2 separate regions of the Homo sapiens genome follow, and region 1 is linked to region 2. The links are chromatin loops, found by intact Hi-C in ENCODE. Cell type or tissue: mammary epithelial cell. All regions are shown on one strand. Links, peaks and the distances in the headings refer to the core of each region. The heading gives the core; the rest is flanking DNA.

What was found. A loop is a pair of places that touch in the nucleus more often than their neighbours do. Peaks named below come from ENCODE experiments on the same cell type or tissue, not always from the same donor. Only the 100,000 strongest peaks of a DNase experiment are listed, where the experiment ranks them.
Region 1: it touches region 2 in a loop (2.5-fold over the local background); 1 of 110 quality-filtered maps calls a loop at or near these places.

What each region holds. Positions count from the first base shown.
Region 1 is chr7:54,257,210-54,263,741 of GRCh38, forward strand. No RefSeq gene overlaps it. Among named protein-coding and RNA genes, the nearest start is that of LINC01445, 70 kb to the right of the region's middle. In mammary epithelial cell, for the core only: no CTCF peak of the experiment used is centred there; a DNase peak (open chromatin) is centred at 3,842; H3K27ac peaks cover 1,281 bases.
Region 2 is chr7:54,178,031-54,184,562 of GRCh38, forward strand. No RefSeq gene overlaps it. Among named protein-coding and RNA genes, the nearest start is that of LINC01445, 150 kb to the right of the region's middle. In mammary epithelial cell, for the core only: no CTCF peak of the experiment used is centred there; a DNase peak (open chromatin) is centred at 2,971; H3K27ac peaks cover 1,934 bases.

The DNA of each region.
Region 1 (6,532 bases), core at 1,064-6,063, 79 kb after region 2:
AAACCTATATCTGTTGAAGAATAGGTGCTATGACCATATCTTAGCCAGAAGTTAGCACTTCCCTGGCTAATTCTGAATGCCACAGCAAATGTATAGGAATACCACTTACCTGAGCCTTGCCATGAGCCCCTTGATTGTAGAGGAATTCCTTCCCCCAAGCACATGCACTGCTGGAACTGTGGGACAGCAAAGAGCAGAAGTAAACTGAAAATATCCTTTACGTATTCAGATCTCCTTAGCTTGCATTCACACTAGTCAAGACCATCTATATTTCAAATATGGGATGAAGACAAATGACTCTATGTAAAGGTCAGATAAAAGTAATTAAAAAGTCATATATAAATAAAGAGATTGCAGTTATGGAGAGCTGTATTACTTTAAGAAATCAGACTAGGTTCTTCTTTTATAACAATTTCTTCAGCAAAATAAGAAATTTTTAGAAATTTTGCCATAATGGAGAACAGCTGACTACTATAAAAAAGGAAACAGTCTAAGAACAGAAAAATTACACAATGGCTTTATATAAAACTATGTTGGACCAATGGACATTAAGCTGGATGCTAAGAAACAGATCAGAGAAAAAATTTTAAAAGTTAAATATGTTAGAATAAAAAGTATAATAAATTAATGAGAGCATAGTTAAAACAAGAACATCTATTCTGCATAAACTAGAAATGTAAATTAAAAGAAGAATAAAACTAGTAACAACTTTACGGAGCAGGAGGAAACAGTAAATTTACAGTTTGAAAGAGATGAGCAATCAATATTAAGTATACTAACATGAACACACAACTTGGTGAAAATTTGCAATTTCAAGAATAAAATGAAAATTTTTTAAAGCATATAATCAGAAAACATGGTGTCTTATTTTTTTCACCATCATGTTGCCAGAACAACACAGCATCAAACAATAGTTGGCGCCTAATAAATATTTTGAATATTTCTTAATTGAATGAATGAATGAATGAATGAATGAAGTTAAAGTCAGAAGGACATCACGCCTAACACAAATCACACTGAGATCCAAATACAGAGATACGTGAATTCTTGTGGCCCTATAATTATATAGCCAGGTAGATATTACTTGAGGGGAAAACGTGTCCAAAATCAAAGATATAAACTCAGGACAACTAGCTAATGAATCTTCCTGAGAAAAAAAGTCCCTCAGAAAAGCTTCCTGAAAAAATAAGTTACAAAAAGAGACACAACACCATATGAGGAGAAAACCAAGGTGAAGAGTAACGAGTGACAAAGTAATAAAGCTTTAGAGTGAAAGATGTTACAATTAAACAACCTAAGACTTGAATCAAGCATTTTAGTTGAAGGAAAATGGTTGTATAATGGAACCCTGTTACAAAAGACAAAAAATAACATTTGGGAATGTGTCTTATTTTGTTTGCTATTTTCCATATTAATATTAATACTAAAATAAACAGCGTTGTAAAAATAGTGGTAAGTAGTAAACGTCGGTCTGAGCGTTTGACCCCATTAGTGCCTCTCTTGTCTTCTTTCATTTGGAACAGTTTCCTTGTCTTTCCCTGTCTTTAATAACTGGAGCATCTTTGAAGAACACAGTCTGGTTCCCATGTATAATGTGCCTCAATTCAGGTGTAGCTGGTGTTTTATGCTGAGAAATTAAGTAATTTAGTTGAAAAAAAATGGTTGTGTAATAGAACCCTGTTATAAAGCACAAAAAAATAATAAATAACTGGAAACACTTTTTCCATATTAATATTAATACTAAAGTTTTAATGCAGGTTTGCATTTCCGATAGGAATACCACAGGCATTCCTATCGGAGATGCATTCTGCTCAGCACGTCTTATCCAGACGCACCTTTCTCCTCCTGGTTAAGGTAGTGTCAGTCAGATTTCCTCACTGTAAAGTTATTAATAAGTATGTCATAATTAATCAGTATTAATTATCTGTGAGTCAGTACTTTGAAGCTATGTCAACATCGTGTTCCTCATCCAACATTCACCCAGGTGCTGCGTGAAGGTCAAGAGACTTGGGAAGCAGATTCTGAGATGGGGACATGCACATACCAAGATGTAGGAGGAGGACGGGCAGAGGGAGAGGTTGAGCCGTGAGGCGTCCCCAAAGGGAGCCTCAGCCTGTCCCGCGGAGGTCGCAGCCTGGATGCTTGCCTCCTTCCAGTTGTCCTGAATGGGGTGAAGGGGCCAGGCCTTTCTCCAGCCCCCACTGACCTGTCACTGGAGGTGGGCTGCCTCTGGAGAGAGGGCGTCACCTTGGCCGTGGTGGTTCTTTTCACTGTAGAATAATCCTCCAAAAAGGAAATCCCCAAGTTCATAGCTGTCAACACCCCCAGTGCCTAGACCCAAGAAATCTGGGTCCTGGAGGGGAGGTAAAATCTGGATGGCACACCCCAGAGCTATTACAGAGGGTAGAATATGCCTGAAAGCCAGAAAGATATGCACAAGGGAAGGGGCCACCACAGTGGCACTGCACGCAGAGAGCACTGTGGACACAGATGCATCAGAGACAAGTCCTATTTGTCAATGTCAGCCCAGTCTCAGTTCTGGACTTCTCTTCATGGTAACTTACCACAAAAGCAAAACTTCGCTTTAAACACTTGCTAACAAAGTGCTGACCCCTGAATTTGTTATGTTTGTTGTGAACTAATTTATCTGTGGTAAGGGGGCAAGATGAGGATAGAAAAATCACAAATGAGAATATTTTGTAATACTCAGAGGAACACACAGGAAGAAAAACTGGTGCTCAGGGGGTCTAATAATTGCAATTTCCTTGCTAATTGCCTTCAGGGGTAAAAATGTCATCTTCATGCATAATAAATTTTTAAAAATCAATATTTAAGACCTCATCAGAAAGATGTATCACTGAGTAACATGAATATCTCTGCTGACTCTGGGGCAATTTGTTGCTATTTGGGGGCCTTTGACTGTAAAATGCTGAGATAAATAAGTGCTTATGAAGTCTGCAAATTCCAATCAGAAAATTAGGCAGAGTTAACATGACATCTTTTTAAAAAGTCTTGTTATGGTTTCTGTACAGGAATATTTGGTCATCTGTGTTTAAATTAAATGGGGCTCTAGTGTTTAAGCCTTTGATCGTCCCGTTTCATATTACATTTTGGAGAGGATAATATATTTTAATATGTCCACAGAATCAAAATGAACTACAGGTTGAATATGTTTATGAGCATTGACCAGTGCCTAATTCAATAGTTCTCAAAGTTTATGCTTTTCTGAGTCCTTTGAATTGTTAGATTGTATCTATTATTATTTTACTGTACCAGAAGTGAAAATAAACACATTTTCTAAATATTTATTTATAAATTACTGAAAATTAATTATCATTACATGTTACCATAAAAAGCATATTTTAAAAAATAAGCATACTTTCTAAAAAAAAAAGTATATATAACTTCTGCACTGAGAAGAAAATTCAGCCTCATGCAGGCATAGAGACAAATTTTCAATTAAGCCATTTCTTTTAAAATAATTGTACATTTACATGCAGATGCTAGAAGTAATATAGAGAGACCCCGTATACCCTTTACCCAGTTCCCCCCAATGGTAACATCTTGCAAAACCATAGCACAATATCACAGCCAAGACATTGACAATGAGGTCAAGATGCAGAATATTTCACAACAACAAATATTCTCCCTTTCTATAAAATGCCATTTTAAGAATATTATGTAAGTGGACTGTAACATTTTGGGATCAGCTATTTTCACTTGACATAGTTTTCTGGAGACTCATCAGGTTGTGTATGAACTAATGGTTTGTCCCTTTTTATTGCTGACTATTAGTCAGTGTTATGGGTGTACCACAGTGTGCTTTGAAGAACATCTGGACTGCTTCCAGAGTTTTGCTATGATGAATAAAACTGCTAAAAACATTAGTGTACAGGCTTTCTGTGAACTGGTGAGTCATATGATAATCACATATGAAAATCACAGTTTTTAGAAACTGCCAAATTTTTTTCCAGAGTGGCTGTTTTATTTTCCATTTCCAACAGCAATTTATGAGTAATATAGTTGTATTAGTCCGTTCTCACAGTGCTATACAGAATTACCTGAGACTGGGTAATTCATGAAGGAAACAGGTTTAATTGACTCACAGTTCCACAGGAAGCATGGCTGGGAGGCCTCAGGAAACACAGTCATGGTGGAAGGCAAAGGAGAAGCAAACATGTCTTACCATGGCAAAGCAGGAGAGAGAGAGAAATGAGGGCGAAGTGCCACACACTTTTAAACCCTCAGATCTCGTGAGAACTCACTCACTATCACAAGAACAGCAAGGGGGAAATCCATCCCCATGATCCATCCACCTCCCACCTGGCCCCTCCTCCAATTCAACATGAGATTTGAGCAGGAACACAAATCCAAGCAATATCACTAGTTTTCCTTCATCTCCATCACCATTTGCTGTAGTCACAGTTTTTATTTTAACCAGGCTAAAAGTTATGTAACAATATCTCATTGTGGTTTTAACTAGCATTTTTCTAATGGCTAATAATATTCGACATCATTTCATGTGCTTATTTGTCATCTCTATATTCTTATCACTGAAATACTTGTTCATGTATTTTGCCCATCTTCTAATTGGATTGTTTTATTGTTTACTGTTGAGTTTAGATAATTTATTTTATATATTCTAGATACTAGTTCTCTGTTGGACATGTGATCCACAAATATTTCTCTGTCTGTAGCTTGTCCTTTCATCTTTAAATATGATCTTTTACACAGTAAAACTTTTTAATTTTAATGAAATTCTATTTATTAGTTTTTCTTTTATGGATCATGTTTTTGGTGTTAAATCTAAGAATTCTATGCCAAGTAGTAGATCCTGAAGGCTTTCTCTCATGATTTTTCCCCTAAATGTTTTATAGTTTTACATTTTACACTTAAGTCTGTGATTCATTTTGAGTTAATCTTTGTATAATAGTTTTGTAAAGTATTAATTTTTATATAATTTCTGATGTGACCTAGGTGGAGCTGCCGCTAATTCTTCATTTATTCCTTTATTTGCCTCTGGATGTACAATTACCCCAGCTCCATTTATTGAAAAAGCTAAGGTGCTTCCTTTGAATTGCTTTTGAATTTTTGCCAAACTTGGTTTGGGTATGTTTGCTTGGGCCTACTTCTGGATTCTCTATTCTGTTCCCTTGATCTGTGTATGTCTCCTTCCACAAATACACACAGTCTTTATTACTGTATATTTTCACATTGGGTAGACTGATTCCTCCCACTTTATTTTACTTTTTTATTTTTTTAGCTACCCTAATACCTTTTTCAAAATTGTTTTAGTTATCCTAGTTTCTTTGCTTCTTCATATATATTTCATAATAACTTGTTTTATAAAAAATATTTCTGGTATTTGGACAGGAACTGTGTTAAATCGGTATATCTTTTTTTAACGAGTTGACATCTTTACTATGCTAAATCTTCCATTACATAATCATGGAATAGTCCACATTTATTTAAATCTTGAATTTCTTTTATCAGTGTTTTATAGTTTTCAGCATATAATTTGTGTATAAGTATTGTTGGATTTGCACCTTGTATTAGGCTGTTGCAAAACTGCATTATTATAAACAAAGACCAGAGACTGGGTAATTTATAATAAAAGAGGTTTAATGGCTCACAGTTCTGCAGGCTGTACAAGAAGCATAACAGCATCAGCTTCTGGGGAGGTCTCAGGAAGCTCACAATCATGGCAGAAGGTGAACCAGGAACAGGCATGTTACATGGCCAAAACAGGAGCAAAAGACAGAAAGTACACATGGGTGTGGTTAATGCCATATACTTGAAAACAACCAGATTTTGTGTGAACAGAGTGAGAACTCACTTCTCACTAAGTGGAAAGCCCAAGCCACTCATGAGGGATCCACCCGCGTCATCCAAAACCTCCCAACAGGCCCACTTCCAACACTGAGGATTACATTTCAACATGAGATTTGGACAGGGACAAATAGCCAAACTCTATCACACCTATTTCATGTTTTAAACTGTGTTGAATGATATTATTATAATTTCAAGGTCCACATGTTCACAGCTGCTGTATAGAAACGTTGTTGAACTTGGATTTTGTGGCTTTGCTGAACTCAATAGTTCTAGGATTTATTGTACAGATTCCTTGGTATTTTCTCTGTAGATGACCACGTCATCTGTAGAGACAGTTTCTTTCTGTTGAATCTGTGTGACTTTTTTCTTGACCTACTGCCTGGGTTAGAACTCTAGTCTTGACTCTCGCCATGAGGTCTCCCTTGGCACCACCCAGCAGGAGGCTGAAAGGTACCTTATTGCAGCCTCTTTAGGGTGGGGGACTATTCTCCCCACTCAGCCTTTGTGGCTCAGGTAGGAGGTAGGAGTGGAGCCACTGTGTGTTCTGTGATGTTTGGCTGGAGTAGCCATTATCATCTAAAAGCACTCTGTCTTGCTAGGCTGCTCCTTTCTTCATCCACTGGCTAAAGACAACCAGCTTTGTTGAGGGGTTGGGGGTTTTCTCTCTGTGCCAGTTATCAGCTTGTTCAGCACAGAGGCA
Region 2 (6,532 bases), core at 988-5,987:
TCATGGAGAGTGTCTTGTCAGTTCCTCCTCTTTACCAGATGAATTCTTTTTCCTTTGAATAATATAAGTCCTTTTCTCATTCGAGCATCTTTTGTTCATTGGGAGCAGCTGAACCACCTGTTGAGACTTGGTGAAAGCTTTCAATTGCTGTACTATGCATGCGAGCCTTATGACATTTAGAGAAGAATAGCTATGAAGAGAAACAGCAAAGATAACAGGCTGAGTCAATCTATAAGCCCAACTTTGCAGGTCTTCAGGGATCACCAAAAACATCCCAGGACCTACAATCTTTCCTTGGTGTTAGTAAAATGGCAGTGATGAAACAGATTTCTTGTTTGCCTCTACAACCTTCTTGGTTATAGGAAAGATTTAAGACAGTTTGTCAGGAGGAAGATGCACCAGTTGTTTCCAACCACCACTCGAGCACCTGCTTCTGCAGCCAGGATCCTGTTGAAGACAGTGTGGCTATAGAGGGCAGCATGCACGGTTTTCCTGTCATGGGTGAGCCAGGGATTGGAGGCCATTGGTAGCATTGTTCAGGCACAAGGAGAGTTGCTTCTGCAATGAGTAGATGATGCTGTTGTGGAATTGAACTTTTTCAGCCAGGTGATAGGTTCCTTGGGATGGTTTCCAAAAAGTGGCAATTCTTTTCCAAAAAGTAGGGAGATCATGGATGGAATATAGGCCCAGTTCTGTAGCTGCTTTCTATAAATAACCTACCAGAGCAGAGATCATCTACAAGGGAACTTGTGATGTCCTGGACACCTCTTTTGTTTCCATGATGAGAGAAAGGTGAACAGAAGGCAGTGACTGATGCGTTTAGAAATAATTCAAGAAAAGGTTATTGAACTGAACTGGAGTCAGCTCTCTTGGTGCCTTAAGGCCAAACACCCACATTGAGGTTTGCAGGGGAAGAACGGGCATTTATTTGCAGGGCACCAAGCAAGAAGAATCACACCGTTCATTCTTAAGGCTCAATCTCCCCAATGGCTTGCAAGTAAGGATTTTTAAAGGCATAGAGACAGAGGGCATAGGCAAAGTCATACATCAATACATGGAGACTGTACATTGGTTTGACCTAAAAGGTGAGTCATCTTGAAGTGGGAACTTACAGGTCATAGGTAGAGTTTCTGATTTGTGATTGGTTAAGGAGGCAAAGATTTGTCTTAAAACTTGGGGTCAGAAGAAAGGAATGTTAGCTTTGGCTCATGGGTGTGATTTCCTCCAGGCCCTCAGGAAGAACAAAGAATGATGGCCAGAGTTCAGTTTTCAGTTCCCTCTTATCCAAGGTCTATGTGTCCATGGATCCACTGGGTAGGGATCTGGGCTTCTGAAAAACAACTCAGAGACCTATGTTAAAATGCTATCTTTAGTTGCTATAGGGAATATCTCATGACTCTAACGTCCTTGGCTGTTGTTTTAAGCTCCTATTGCCTAATTGCTACCAAGCTGCTCATTTACTTCTCAGGGCTAGCTAGATGCCTGGAGTGTCCCTTGAAGGAATTCAAGATTTTCCTGGTAGGGGAGAGAGTCCTGGCAGGCTCCTAAGACAGGTCTCTGCTCTGTCTCAAAAATAAAAACATTATGAGGAATTGAGTATGATAAAGGGAATAGTAAGATTGGAGAGATAACAAGAATCTGCCCAGTTGGCCGGAAACAGCCAATAGGCATGAGTTCCACAGAAAAAGTTAGAACCATCAGGAGCTAGCCAGGGTCATATAAATAATTATCCAATTGCTGAAGCTGCCAAGATAATTCACATTTTGAGGATGGAAAAGAATTTGCCAGAGGTGGTTAGTCCACATGTGGTTCATTTTGGTCCAGTAAATTAGGTTGGGTGGGGCATTGAGGAGAATTCCATTTGTATGAGGGATGTCTCAGGAATCTGTAGCTTGGATGCTTTATTTTGGATTTAGTGTAATGCTAGGTAAATGTGATGGCAAACGCTCATTCCCAGAAAGGGGACACTGGTGTAACTAAAATAATACAGACATGACCTTTGTGAAAATAGAAAGGCATAGATTCAAGGTTTTCTCATGATGTATTACTATAGTCTGGTTTAGGAAGGTGAAGAGAAAGAAAGGGCCATAGCAAAAAAATAAAAATAAAAAAATAAAAAAAGCATTTCAATTGATCAAAGAAATCTGGGAAATTCTAGATGTGTCCATGGGAAAGGGGGCACAGCATTACACTCTGTGATGTTGTGGGAAGAAGTGACTAGTGGGGCCAGGCTTTCCAAAGGTTGTGTGGGTGAAGAAGTCTTACTAAGAGGTAAGAAAAGAAAAGGTCAGGGAAGGAGCAGAAACTCCTAAATGTAGGGGCAAAAACATGAAGTTGAATATTAAAGTCAGGCGAGAAAAGTTATGCTGAAGGCAGGGAGTTACTGTGGGCACAAACGACTCTTGAGAAATGAGTTGGGAAGAGCAGGGGACTCCTAGGCAAAGGGCAAGGATAAAGCAGGAGGATGTAGGAAGGCAAATTAGGTGTGTGCTGTTCCCTGGTCCTGGGCAGAAGCTGACTGGACCCCTCACAACATCAGCTGCTTGTTCCATGGATATTAGGACAATTGATGCTTCTCGCTATCATTTGCCTCTAGAGGCTCTCCACAGAGCTTGGTTTGAGGTCTCTGAATGGAAAACTTCTCCAGTCTTAATAACTTCTGCATTTCTTTAGTGGAAAAACTGGAACACAAAATTGAACACCCTGTAATTTAACAACAGTGTTAGCAATAAGTAAAACTGTACACGTTTCCTTCTATCTAAATTCCAGTTTTTTGATGGTGGTGTTTCCAGAGCACTAGATCCCCTGGTAAAGCTGTGTAAGGGACAATCAGGAAGTTCTAAAAGAGGCAGCCTTGACACAGCAATCATAGTCCTGAGTATATTTCATTGCCCTCCACAGTATCTAAGAATGTGAGATGAGTCCCTTAGAATCTTCTGCTAGCCCAGATGACTAAGGCATGTGCATGCCCTTACCTGTGAGAATTTGAAAAGGCCGGAACTTATGTGGAGACAGTGGGGAGGATCTCAGAGTCATAGAGTGACAGGCAGCACTGGTGGCCACGGTCAGTGCAATTCTTTAAATAGGTTAGCCAGATTAGTGTTGAGGATGCTGTTGGCTTTTTGTATGGTGCTTGGGGACTGAGGTTGGTAAGAGAAGTGGGGTGTTTGTGTAATGTTTATTGTCATTTGAATTTCCTGTATAATTCTGTGAATAGCATGTGATTCTTTGCCACTAGAGATGGTATAGGGGATACCCCAAGTGGAGAAAATTCATTGTAGGAATGCTGAGGCAACTGACCTTCCTGAGGGATTTCATCAGGAAGAGTCCGGGTTGGTGGAAGGAAGTGAAAGTTGCTTGCCATCCTCGCCCTAACTTCACAGTTTTTTTCCAGGGTTATGTTTCTGGCAGATGAGGCAAGTGGCAATCGCTTGGTCCAAACACAAATGAAAAAATCCGAACTATTGTTTGTCTAAAATATCTCATATTTTGTCCATTCCATACTGAGTCATGTTGTGTGGCCACACAGTGGCTCAGGCAGTAGACTTCAGAGCAGCCAAATGGTGGCCTTGTTGTGTCCTAAGTGCATCTTAAAGCATTTGTCTGAGCCAAGCAGCCAAGGAGGGGATGAATACTTCTACCAGGTGTTTAGGGCCTTGAAGTGGGACCCAGACTCATCGTTCCAAAGTTTGGAAAGGGTCTGGCTGCCTTGAGTGGTTGGGAAAATGGCTGTTAATTTAACACACATAAGTGGCCAATTTATTTCTCCAGGCATCAGCCGAGCTTTTCCTACTGTGTCCCTCAGTTTTAACACTAGCCATCTACCAGGGTGCTAACAATCCTTCTGGAGGTTCTGCTGTTAGATGTCTGCTTTTGCCTGGTGCACAAGCTGCTGTCATGTATCCTCTTTTACAACATATCCACATCATGTACTACCTCAAAGGTACCGTGGCTATAACAGTACTATAAACCCTAACCTTTGTTTCCTCTGCTTTTTTGCAAGCCTGAATGAGAGCAATAACTTGGCCACCCTGGCTGATTTAACATTTGTCAGGGCTTGATATTCAAGAGGTTTGTGTTGATAAGTGATGACATATCCATTCCAGAAGGTTCCATTCTCCCTCTAAAGAGGGAGCCATAGACACAAAGGTTGAGGTCAACTTGGCGGAGGGGCTCTCCGATAAATCTAGCCCAGGACAAGATCTAGTGTTAATGACACGTTCATGGTGGCATCCCATCAAAGGGCAAAGAAAGCAAGGTTGGCAAGGTTAGGGTTTTGATGATGATATACGGTGATTTGAGAGGGAGAGTGTAGTGAGCTTTCATGAGGTAAGTCAAGATGCAGAAAAGTGCTATGTGTTTTCATTAAGCAAGAAGGGCCTGTATAGCAAGGCGAACATGTGTGTCATTTGGTTGACCTAATACCACATCAGTGGTATTTTGGACATGCTTTGCAGTTCTAGCCATGGCTCAAAGGCAACAGTCATGGCTCAAAGGCCTTAGCTAATGGGTCAAGCTACTGGGTCAAGGCCAAAATACAATATTACAGAGGTCTCTGGTATCCATTATGTTTCTAGAATAATATACCAGGGCATGACCTCCACATTTATCCATGAACAAGGGAAAAGTCAGGAAGTAACTGGGGAGTCCAAGCACGGGGGAGGGGTGTGAAAGTAGAGAGCCCTTAAAATTATCAAAAGCATTTTTGGATAGCAAGTCTCAGACTACTTGGTTTGGAGATGACTCCTTAATCAGGGCACAGAGCACTGCAGCAATTATGGAGAAATTAGGTACCATATCCTACAACATCTCGCAAGGCCCAAAAACTTCTCAGCATTACTTTGTTTCAAAAAAAGGAAAGTATTAAATAGTAGAGGTTTGGTCTGTGGAGAGAATTTTACCGTGGCCCAGATACCACAGACATAGTAAGTGCCACTGAATTTTGTCTCTAGCCACCCTGTGATCCTCTCTTGCTCATGCCTTAAGAAGGTGCTCAGTGACCTAACTCTCAGTACCTAGAAGGAGGTCATCCACATACTGGAGTAAAATGGCGTCACTTGGGAAGACAAAAATTGACACCTAGAGTGTTCAAGAGGTAGGTAGAGGCCTCTGTAAATCCTTGGGTCATACTAGTCTGCGTACATTGTTGGATATTTCTGGTGAAGGCAACCAAGTATTGGAATTCCTTATGAAGGGGTATACTAAAAAAGGCAGAAAAAAAATTGATGACAGTGACATATTGAGTGTTGTAAGTGATAACAGACAGTACAGTGGCAGGAGTCAGCACTCAGGGAAACCCAGGTTTGACCATTTTATTGATAGGTCTTAGATCTTGGACTCAATGATACCCTTCCCATTTAGGATTTTAATGACTAAGATGGGAATATTCATAAACTACAAGTGGAGACTAGAAGTTGGTTTTTTTTTTCTTTTTTTGGTTTTTGAGACAGAGTCTCTCTCTGTTGCCCAGGCTGGAGTGCAATGGCATGATCTCAGCTCACTATAACCTCCACCTCCCAGGTTCAAGCTATTCTCCTGCCTCAGCCTCCTGTGTAGCTGGGATTACAAGCATGTGCCATCATGCCCAGCTAATTTTTTGTATTTTTAGTAGAGAAGGGGTTTCACTATGTTGGTCAGGCTGGTCTTGAACTCTTGACCTCAGGTGATCCAACTGCCTCAGCCTCCCAAAGTGCTAGGATTACAGACGTGAGCCACCGCACCCTGCCTGAGACTAAAAGTTTTTGTCAAATAAACCTGGGACTACTGAGTACAGCCCTCATGTCCTTCTGATTTTAAATGATATTAGAGAATCTTGAGGACAGGCATGGAAGGACCTATTTCTACTTTAAGGGATTGTACATTCCATACAAATCCAGTATCAGTGAAGTTTGTTTGTTTGATTGTTGTCCATAGAGAAGAGAAAAATCTGTTTAGTAGTTGATTTAAATTTTTAGCTAAATGTATGGTAGTTTGAAGGCGAGAATGGACTCAGAGAAGTCAGACAAAGCCACTGGGGAAGGAAGACTTAAGGAGTCCCCTGGGGCACAGTGAATTTGATATCCCTGTGGAGAGACAATCTCTTCCTAACAGGATTCCTGGGGGCAGAGCTGAGAAGAGAGTTGTGTTTAGCTTTCAGGAGTCCCATAAGAATATTAAGAGATTGAGGCAGAGGCAAACAATGAGGCAAATTATAAAAACCCACCACTCGTAATTTGCGGTGGCCCCAAGGAAGGGAAGAGGAAACGAGGTTATTCCCGTTCCATTACAGGTAAGTGGCAGTTGAGGGCATTGGACATTTTCTTTCTTGGAGGGGTGTCAGTCATTTCCTGGGGAGGCAGGGACTCAGGCTTCTTCCCTCTTCTTGGTGTCCTGGCAACCTCGGGCCCAGTGTCACCTTTTATGATAATGCCAGCAAGTGGCCCAGTCAGTGGGAGCCCACAGTTTCAGAGCTTGCTATTGATTACATTTTCCAGGTTTTTCTATTTCAATTGAAATGCCATAAACTCGTGATGTTTATTTTCCTTTTTATTAA